Linked DNA regions of Homo sapiens: region 2 is linked to region 1. A link is a contact called in ENCODE Hi-C or POLR2A ChIA-PET data. All regions are on one chromosome and are shown on one strand. Each heading gives the region's core, a stretch centred on a gene start or an enhancer-like site at or near the end of the contact. The rest is flanking DNA. Distances are from core to core; before and after follow the strand shown. Region 1 has its middle 14 kb from the start of RMC1. Region 2 overlaps TTC39C-AS1 (TTC39C antisense RNA 1).

What was found. Hi-C counts contacts between places; a loop is a spot of excess contacts on that map. ChIA-PET counts read pairs that join two places held with the same protein, here RNA polymerase II (POLR2A). Pooled maps may share reads with other maps.
Region 2: a loop to region 1 is called in a pooled map, with 2.4 times the contacts of the local background. The contact joins two enhancer-like sites. A Hi-C loop is called at or near these places in 1 of 168 maps with a recorded cell type or tissue (Right ventricle myocardium inferior), 2 of 37 single-sample maps with no recorded cell type and 1 of 50 pooled maps. POLR2A ChIA-PET finds 5 or more read pairs at or near these places in 1 of 52 experiments (T-cell).

What each region holds. Positions count from the first base shown.
Region 1 is chr18:23,486,863-23,491,758 of GRCh38, forward strand. No RefSeq gene overlaps it. Among named protein-coding and RNA genes, the nearest start is that of RMC1, 14 kb to the right of the region's middle. RefSeq lists an enhancer at 1,381-1,550. Within about 2 kb of position 1,554, at least 19 of the 41 ENCODE cell types and tissues checked have a DNase peak (open chromatin) inside an H3K27ac peak, as active enhancers do.
Region 2 is chr18:24,007,033-24,011,948 of GRCh38, forward strand. The region is part of intron 2 of TTC39C-AS1 (TTC39C antisense RNA 1); the gene reads right to left. It also overlaps a transcript of TTC39C not described here. Among named protein-coding and RNA genes, the nearest start is that of TTC39C, 5.3 kb to the right of the region's middle. RefSeq lists an enhancer at 2,968-3,097. Within about 2 kb of position 2,784, at least 7 of the 41 ENCODE cell types and tissues checked have a DNase peak (open chromatin) inside an H3K27ac peak, as active enhancers do.

The DNA.
Region 1 (4,896 bases), core at 304-2,803:
AATTAAAGAAACACCCATAAAATTAGAAACCCAAACTCCCTCTGTGTGACTCATTCTCACAAACATGCCTGCACTTCTCTCTTCAGTGCATACTATCACTTTGCAATAAAAGCTTTTTGCCTTTCCCTTCATTCTGACTTGTCCCTGAATTCTTTCTCGAAAAGGTGTCAAGAACCTGGAAACCAACTGGGGCGGGGGTCTTACCAGCATCTGCAGACCCTCCTGAAACTTCTGGAAACCATAGGGGGAAAAAAGCAGAAATCACCCACAGTACAAGACAATCACCATATACATTACTCCTGACACTTGTTATATACATATGTACATGCAAATGCAAATGTAGAAAGAAACATGCATTCAGGCCCGGCACGGTGGCTCACGCCTGTAATACCAGCACTTTGGGAGGCCGAGGCGTGTGGATCACCTGAGGTCAAAAGTTCAAGCCCAGCCTGGCCAACATGGCAAAACCCCATCTCTACTAAAAATACAAAAATTAGCTGGGCATGGTGGCAGGCACCTGTAATCCCAGCTACTTGGGAGGCTGAGGCAGGAGAATCACTTGAACCCGGGGGGTGGAGGTTGCAGTGAGCCGAGATCGCACCACTGCACTCCAGTCTGGACCACAGAGGGAAATTCCGTCTCAAAAAAAAAAAAAAGAAAGAAAAAGAAAGAAAGAAAGAAAGAAAGAAAGAAAGAAAGAAAGAAAGAAAGAAAGAAAGAAAGAAAAGAGAGAAAGAAAGATGCATTCAAACATAAAACACTTCTGAAATGAAAAAGCAGGTTCCAAAACAGTGATACGTAGTCAAGATTTGCCAGCAAATACATACTTTAGAAATAGCTCTTTGTAAATATTATTCATCCTCATTTTAAAACAAAAAGGACTTTAGAAAGTTTAAAGAACAAAGTAAAAGCCACCTGAAAACATGCCAAGTAGTGAGAGCCACTATACAAATTTGGCTACATATGCCTTCAGACATCTGTCATAGAGTCTAACAAAGACTATAAAACAAAAATTAAAGCAAACAAAACTCAGCAAAACAGAAAAGCGGAACTTAAAATAAAAATAAGAATAAAAATAAACAGAAAAGCCTATGTGTTGTTTTAGGTTTTAGAAACTGTCAGACGCACATTTTAAGCTGCTGTAAAAGGAAAACAAGCATGTCAAGTGCTTATCTTAAACACCAGGAGTTATATTGAGCTTTTTTGGTGGCTCCGGAAACACTGGCTCATAGTAAACTAAGAAAGGAGAAGAAAAACAAACTAATGAACTAAGCGCTGATTCAGTAACCCCAGCAGTGGGCAGGGCAGCCAGGTATCCATCAAGGGTAGAGCTGGCTCGAGGCTGCACTTAAGGTTTCCCCCTATTTTAGTTGACCTGTTCCTAGGTCAGAGTCCCCTCCAGGGCCCCAGGACTGCCTCTAGCAGGCTCTGTACCCCAGATTTTACTGTCCCAGTCCTGAATCTGCCTTAAAAAAAGTTTTAACAGCTTTTCAGCTTCTTAGCTTTCCTTTTCTGCTCAGTGTCTCAACCTCTCAGTCACCGCTTTCAAAGCAGCAAGTTCATTGTGGAACAAAGCGGCAGCAAATGTCAGCTTCCGGCGGGCTGAAGTGGCTCATGCCTGTAATCCCAGCACTGTGAGAGGCCGAAGCGGGTGGATCACGAGGTCAGGAGTTCAAGACCAGCCTGGCCAACATGGTGAAACGCCGTCTCTACTAAAGATACAAAAAATTAGCCAGGTGTGGTGGCAGGCGCCTGTAATCCCAGCTACTTGGGAGGCTGAGGCAGGAGAATCACTTGAATCCAGGAGGCGGTGGTTGCAGTGAGTCAAGATGGCACCATTGTACTCCAGTCTGGGCGACAGGGCAAGACTCCATCTCAAAAAAAAAAAAGTGAGCCTCCCTTCTCCAGGCTTCCCTCTCTACAGAATCACGGCTTCTCAGGTTCTAGCTGCCTTGTTCTCCAATGTCTTCACAAAAGGTAAAAGAACTGCCTTCACAATTAATGAAAACGAAGATCTTAATTAATTTGCTAATTGTTTTCTCATATTCTAATGTTTTCGGGTTCCACCTGTGCCAAAACTTGAGGATTCATGAGAAAATCTTTTATTTTGATTTTAATATTTTATTTTGATTTAGTTTATTTATTTATTATTTTTTGAGACGGAGTCTCACTCTGTCGCCCAGACTGGAGTGCAGTGGCGCAATCTTGGCTCACTGCAAGCTCCGCCTCCCGGGTTCAAGAGATTCTCCTGCCTCAGCCTCCCGAGTAGCTGGGATTACAGGCGCACGCCCCCACACCCGGCTAATTTTTGTATCTTTAGTAGAGACGGGGTTTTACCATGTTGGCCAGGATGGTCTCGATCTCTTGACCACAGGCGATCTGCCCGTTTCGGCCTCTCAAAGTGCTGGGATTACAGGCATGAGCCACCGTGCCTGGCCTTGACTTAGTTTATTAACAGTTCATATTCAGGTTTGAATTTCACAACTAACTAGTGGTCTCATGTGTTTGTCTGTGAACAGGTGTCAGTTTGGCTGAAAATAATCACGTGAGGGGTTTGCTCCCAAGCAAGGATGCCAGAATAGGGCCTAGGAATCTGAATTCTAAGAAATAGCACTGTTTTTTTCTTTCTTTTTTTTTTTTTTTGAGATGGAGTCTTGCTCTGTCACCCAGGCTGGAGTGCAATGGCTTGATCTCGGCTCACTGCAATTTCTGCCTCCTGAGTTCAAGTGATTCTCCTGCCCCAGCTTCCTGAGTAGCTGGGATTACAGGTGTGGGCCACTACACCAGGCTAATTTTTATATTTTTAGTAGAGATGGGGTTTCATATGTTGAACAGGCTGGTCTCAAACTCCTGACCTCAAGTGATCCACCCATCTTGGCTTCCCAAAGTGCTGGGTGTGAGCCACCGCACCCGGCCAGAAATAACATTTCTGATGCTCACTAAAGTCTGAGGGAGAAAAAAAAGGCATGACTAACCCTGAAATGCAATGAAAAAGAAAAAAAAAAAAGGCTGGGCGCAATGGCTCATGCCTGTAATCCCAGCACTCTGGAAGGCCGAGGCAGATGGATCACAAGGTCAGGAGATCAAGACCATCCTGGCTAACACGGTGAAACCCTGTCTCTACTAAAAATACAAAAAATTAGCTGGGCTTGGTGGCAGGCGCCTGTAGTCCCAGCTACTCTAGAGGCTGAGGCAGCAGAATGGCGTGAACCCGGGAGGTGGAGCTTGCAGTAAGCCAAGATTGCACCACTGCACTCCAGCCTGGGCGACAGAATGAGACTCCGTCTCAAAAAAAAAAAAAAAAAAAAAAAAAGCCCATTGCTTGCTTGTTGTTAACCCAATATTCATTTCTACCTTCTTCCCTACTAAAACCTCCAGTTTCTACAGGGCATGATATATTCACCTACAAACTTCATTTCCCAAACTCCCTTGCAGCTAGGGTGGCTACTAGACGCAATTTTGGCCAATAAGATGAAACAGAAGTCACTGGGTGAGAGCCTCTTAGAAAGTTCTTTTGCCCTTCACTCTTCCCCTTCTTCCTGCCTGGGGACTGTGGGCCCCGTCTGAGAAGCAAGCATCCATTTTGCAATTATGATGTGATGAGCATGAGTGGAAGTCACACTATAGGGATAGATGGGTAAGGGGAGCGAAAGGAGTGTGAATCCCTGAGGCATCATAGAACCTCAGTAACAGGCCTAGATGGATTGCCTGCAGACTTTTTATTCCTAGAGAAAAAATAAAGTCCTGTTTGGTTGTTACTGTGAGTTGGTATTTCTTGCAGTTACTTTCAGTGAATGTAATTCTAGCTGATACAATAGCTGGACAATCAAGACATGGAATAAGATGGAACCATAAAAGACCCAGAATAGCCAATGCTAGCCTAAGCAAAAAAAAAAAAACAAAACAAAACTGGGGGAATCACATTATCTGACTTCAAATTATACCACAGAGCTATAGTAACCAAAACAGCATGGTACTGGCATAAATACAGACACACAGACCAATGGAACAGAATAAGAACCCAGAAACAAATCCACACACCTCCTTTGACCTTTGTCAAAAATGAGTTCACACCAGTGAACTCATTACTAGTGAACTCATTTTTGACAAATGTGCCAAAAACATACACTGTGGAAAGGACAATCTCTTCAATAAATGGTGCTGGGAAAACTGGATATCCCTATGCAGAAGAATGAAACTATACCCCTATCTCTCACCAAATACAAAAATCAAATCAAAATGGACTAAAGACTTAAATCCAAGACCTCAAACTGTGAAACTACCACAAGAAAACATTGGGGAAAATCTCCAGGACATTAGTCTGGGTAAAAATTTCTTGAGTAATTCTCCAAAGGTAACCAAAGCAAAAATGGACAAATGGGATCACATCAAGTTAAAAAGCTTCTGCACAGCAAAGGAGACAATCAACAAAGTGAAGAGACAACCCACAGAATGCGAGAAAATACTACCCATCTGACAAGGGATTAATAACCAGAATATATAAGAAGCTCAAACAACTTCAATAGAAAAAAATCTAGTAATCTGATTTAAAAAATGGGCAAAACATTTGAACAGATATTTCTCAAAAGAAGACATACAAATAGCAAACTGGCATATGAAAACATGCTAAACATCACTGATTATTAGAGAGATGTAAATCAAAATGACAATGAGATATCATCTCACCCCAGTTAAAATGGCTTATATCCAAAAGACAGGCAATAACAAATGCTGGCAAGGAGATGGAGAAAAGGGAACTCTTTATTTTATTTATTTATTTATTTATTTATTTATTTATTTATTTATTTGAGACAGAGTTTTGCTTTTGTTGCCCAGGCTGGAGTACAATGGCATGATCTTAGCTCACTGCAACCTCCACCTCCTGGGTTCAAGTGA
Region 2 (4,916 bases), core at 1,534-4,033, 520 kb after region 1:
TGAATTACTTGCAGATAGAAAACTTTTTCTTCAACAGGTTCCTTAAGTTACTTTAGGGGAATTCCGTGGCACAGAGTTCTGGGTTGAGACACACGGATTGCTAAGTAACCCCAGAGCAAAACATAAGTGACTTACCAACAAGGAATTATTTTATATTAGCAATGCATATGTCCTTGTAAACAAGAGCTGACTGCAAAACATGTTGGACACACAGAACATAGAGGTGCATTTTAAAACTCTTCATACCAAATATTATCTATTTCTTTGTCCAAAATAATACTTAGGGATTATTAAAGCAGAAATAATTCAGGTCCAAATGAAGAACTCTAAAATGTAGATATTTTTACTATCTTTATTTATTTATTTTTGGAGATGGAATCTCACTCTGTTGCCCAGGCTGGAGTGCAGTGGCATGATCTCGGCTCGCTGCAACTTCTGCCTCCTGGGTTCAAGCGATTCTCCTGCCTCAGCCTCCTGATAAACTGGGATTACAGATGGGTGCCACCAGGCCTGGCTAGTTTTTGTATTTTTAGTAGAGACAGGGTTTCACCATGTTTGCCAGGCTGGTCTGGAACTTCTGACCTCAGGTGATCCACCCACCTCGGCCTCCCAAAGTGCTGGGATTACAGGCATGAGCCACCTCACCCAGACTATTTTATATTTTTATACATTCTGAAGAAAATCTGTACTTCTTCCTCATGCTGCATTAACAATAGTGAACATGTATTGTTTATATTCGAAACAGTTTAAATTAATCATCTCTATATGATGCAACTAGTTATTTAATTGCACAGACTTTATTTTAGCTGGGAATTTCAAGATACTGTTGACAAGTAAATATGTGAACAGAAGGACACACTGACTTTAATATCTGAAAATAAATTGTATAGGTTCTAATAATATCTTGGTATTACAGATTAACAAAGCATGTTCACGTGCCCACTATCTCATTTACTTGCCTTGAAGGTACTGATTATCTTCATATTATAAATGGGGAAATTGAGGCTGAAAGAGATGAAGTAAAATTGCCCCAAATCACAAAGTCAGTGCATTGCAGGACCAGAGTCATAACCCACGATTTAGACTCCTGGCCTAATCTCCTTTCCCCTCTGAGTCCAACTCATCCCCTCTGTAGCTCACCCTCACCATTCAACTTACAAACAGGTCATGAACACCTACTGCATGCTCTCGAATGTCCGAGGGAATCTGACTACACTTTAAGATTTGGAAACAAATCCACTCTGAGAAGCAAATGCCAATACTGCTGCTGCTTCCACCCAAAATAGATTCATATACTTTGTTAGATGAACCAAAAGGTATCTCCTTCTTCCTCCTGCAGTCAGGGGAGAAGCCTACTGATTGGAGAGAAGAGCTCGGACATGCCATTTGCCTTCTGTTTATGCAGGAAAAGATTAATACTACCTTAGCATAAGCCCAGGATTTTTAGTAGGAAACAAGGTAAAGTTACGTGAATAGAAGGAAAGTACCTTTCTTGTTTAGATAACAATGGGGAATCCAGATAGAAATTAGTCATAGTGCCACTGTTGGTTGGAGTGTAAATTAGTCCAACCATTGTGGAACGCAGTGTGGCCATTCCTCAAAGAGCTAAAAACAGAATTCCTATTCGACCCAGCATTCCCATTATTGGGTATATAACCAGGGAAATACAAATCGTTCTGTCATAAAGACGCATGTACACATGTCTTCGTAAAGACACATAATTCAACTGCAGCACTATTCACAGTAACAAAGACATGCAATCAAACTAAATGCCCATCAACTGTAGATGACATAAAGAAAATGTGGCACATATATACCGTGGAATACCACACAACCATAAAAAAGAATAAGATCATGTCCTTTGCAGGGACATGGATGGAGCTGGAGGACATCATCCTTAGCAAACTCACACAGGAGCAGAAAACCAAACACCACATGTTCTCACTTATAAGTGAGAGCTAAATGATGAGAACATATGGACACAAAGAGGGGAACCACAGACGCCAGGGTCTGCTTGAGGGTAGAGGCTGGGAAAAAGGAGAGGATCATAAAAAATAACTATTGGTCACTGGGCTTAGAACCTGGGTGATGAAATAATCTGTACAACAAACCCCTGTGACATGAGTTTACCTCTATAACAAACCTGGACATGTACCTCCAAACCTAAAATACCAGTTTAAAAAATTCTAGTGGAAAGATTTTTTTTGCTGTTAAACAATCCAGAGAAAACCCACCAGGGCACTGAATAGAACCTGCTACCATTTAACACTTCCCTTATCCATGGGACTGGAACTCATCTACTTTCCTCTCCAGGGACTCAGTAGACACATGTCTTGAAACCAGAGACGGCCTCTCCCTCTGCAGAACAAGTCAGTAGACAGACAAGAGAAGTAATGGACATTCACCCAAGGCTGCAAAATGTGCAAGTCATGAGGAGGGACCAAAGGAGAGGAAAACTTGATTATCTCTAAGGAAGAGGGAGGGATGGTAGATCCAGGGAACAGGGACTATCAATGAAAAGGAAGGAGATGGGTTAAAGGGAAGGGAGGCATAATGGGGAGAGAGAATGAAACTATCTGAAGACCAACAGAAGACCTGCAGTCACACTCAAAGACACACCCCAGTCAAGGGCTAGTGCAGGAGAGATCACTGCTTAAGCTTCCCAGGGGAGGAAAGCGGTGGAGGAGAGACAATGCCTTCTTCCCCAGTTTTGTCCCTGACTCTCTACAGCAGCAGAACAATGATCTCTAGTAAACACCTGCCTAAACCATTACTGCACTCCAGTGGCTATGTGGTTTATGAAAAGGCAGGTGAGGAGGCGTCCAACCCAAAGGGGGATGGTTTCCTGGCCCATGGTAACTGCTGTGGTTTCCCAGGGCAGCCATGAGTGTCCTCTCAGAGACACACATCCAACTGCAAAAACAGCCAGGTGAACCTCACTGGTCCACAACTATGTTCCCTTCCTTAGAGGCAAGTTAGTGATCCACCTATGAGCAGAAAAGGAAGGAACTTGCTGTATGGTTTGTTAAAAGAAAGACTTTAGATAAATTAACAGAGTTTAATTGAACAAAGAACAATTGGAGAATTGGGCAACTCCACCATCAGAATAGATTCAGAGCAACTGGCGCTGTCATGCGTCAGAGAGGATTTATGGACAGAAGAAAGTAAGTGACATAAAGAAAACAGAAGTGAGATACAGAAACAGTCAGGTTGTTTACAGCTCGGGGTCTGCCTTATTTGGCTACGGTTTGAACAGTTGGCTGCTGTGATTGGCTGAAACTCCGCTACTTGTTACAAGAGTTTGTTACAGTCTGTTTATGCATCCAGTTAGGCTACAGTTCACTATGTACGGAGAAATCTTTAGGCTAAAATACGTAAGAAGGCAGCTTTAGGCTAAACAATTTAATAGGTTTTACATAGCAACCCTTGACCTGATTTGCCTTCTAGTTAAAGGTAGTTAATTAAATCTTACTTCACCTTCAGTAGAAGAGCTGAATGGGTAAAGCTAGCACAACATAAAAATAGTGATATTAATTTCCCTACTCTCCTCCTTCTTAGAATTCCAAACATTTTGGGAACCTGTATTTATTTTGATGGATAATATGGATTTACAAAAAGATGCACAAAGGCATGACTGTTAGCATCACTGAAAAATGTAATACAACCAAAGTACACACAGTAAGGTTTTCTTGTGGTACTTTATTCTTCGAATGCATTTAAAGTATAATTCCAGGCCAGGCATGGGTGGCTCATGCCTGTAATCCCAGCACTCTAAGAGGCCGAGGTGGGCGGATCACCTGAGCTCAGGAGTTTGAGACCAGCTTGGACAACACAGCGAAACCCTATCTCTACAAAACATACGAAAATTAGCTGGGTGTGGTGACATGTGCCTGTAGTTCCAGCTACTCAGGAGGCTGAGGTAGGGGGATCACTTGAGCCTGGGAGGTGAAGGCTGCATTGAGCCATGATCTCGCCCCTGCATTCCAGCCTGGGTAAAGAGTGAGACCCTGTCTCAAGAAAAAAACCGAATGTAATTCCAAAAATTCAAAACATGTTCAGGAAGACAAGGGTAGGGTATGTTTGTTGATTGTCGCTCTCACATCCATTCCCTACCTCTCTTTTCCTAACAGATCTGGGATTTCCCAGCCAGGTAGTTTGGGTGAAATAGGTTCTACCCATCCAGGTCCTGGAGCAGACCCTGACTGGCATAATCCAATTAGCATGATCTGCCCCTCCTACTCACATTAATTGGTGCAAAGATGGGCACCTGACTACAATCTTGCCAATTAAAGCCAGTGAGATTTAATTAGGGGATTTCAGTTAAGCTGTTAGAGAAGCAATGCCTTCCCGCTGGATGTAGCCAGCAAGCATGTAGCTCTGGGAGCTTCCAAAAACCTTTTGGGACCAGGAGAGGCGGCCCTGTCTGAGAATAGAGCCAATAAACACCAAAGTGGCAAAGCTAAGAGGTCAAGAGGAGAAACTGGGTCCTGGTTAGTGTTGAAGCCAGGGATACAGCCTCATTTTGTAAAACTTCTCTACACCAATCAATATGTTTGCTTTGCTGAGCCAGTTTGGGTCAGGTTTTTCTGTCATTTGCAACCACAACACCTTATTTTTTAAAATCTACCTTCTTTTACTGATCATTTGAAATTAAAGTTTCATTTTCACAGTGAAATCAAATGAAGAACCACAAAATACTGGCAACACCCACTGCAGAAAGGAAGTGGGTTATTTCCACCACTCGCTGGCTTTTCTTTTTCTCTTTTTTTCTCCCTTTTTTCCACTCTCTCTGTCTCTCAACTTCCAAAGGAAACACTCGGATAAATCCTATTTGGCTGAAGTCAAGTGCACTGAAGACTGCATTAGTTTTGCAGGAAGGTGCTGAGAATCTCACAGTGTCAAGTATATGGTGTCCT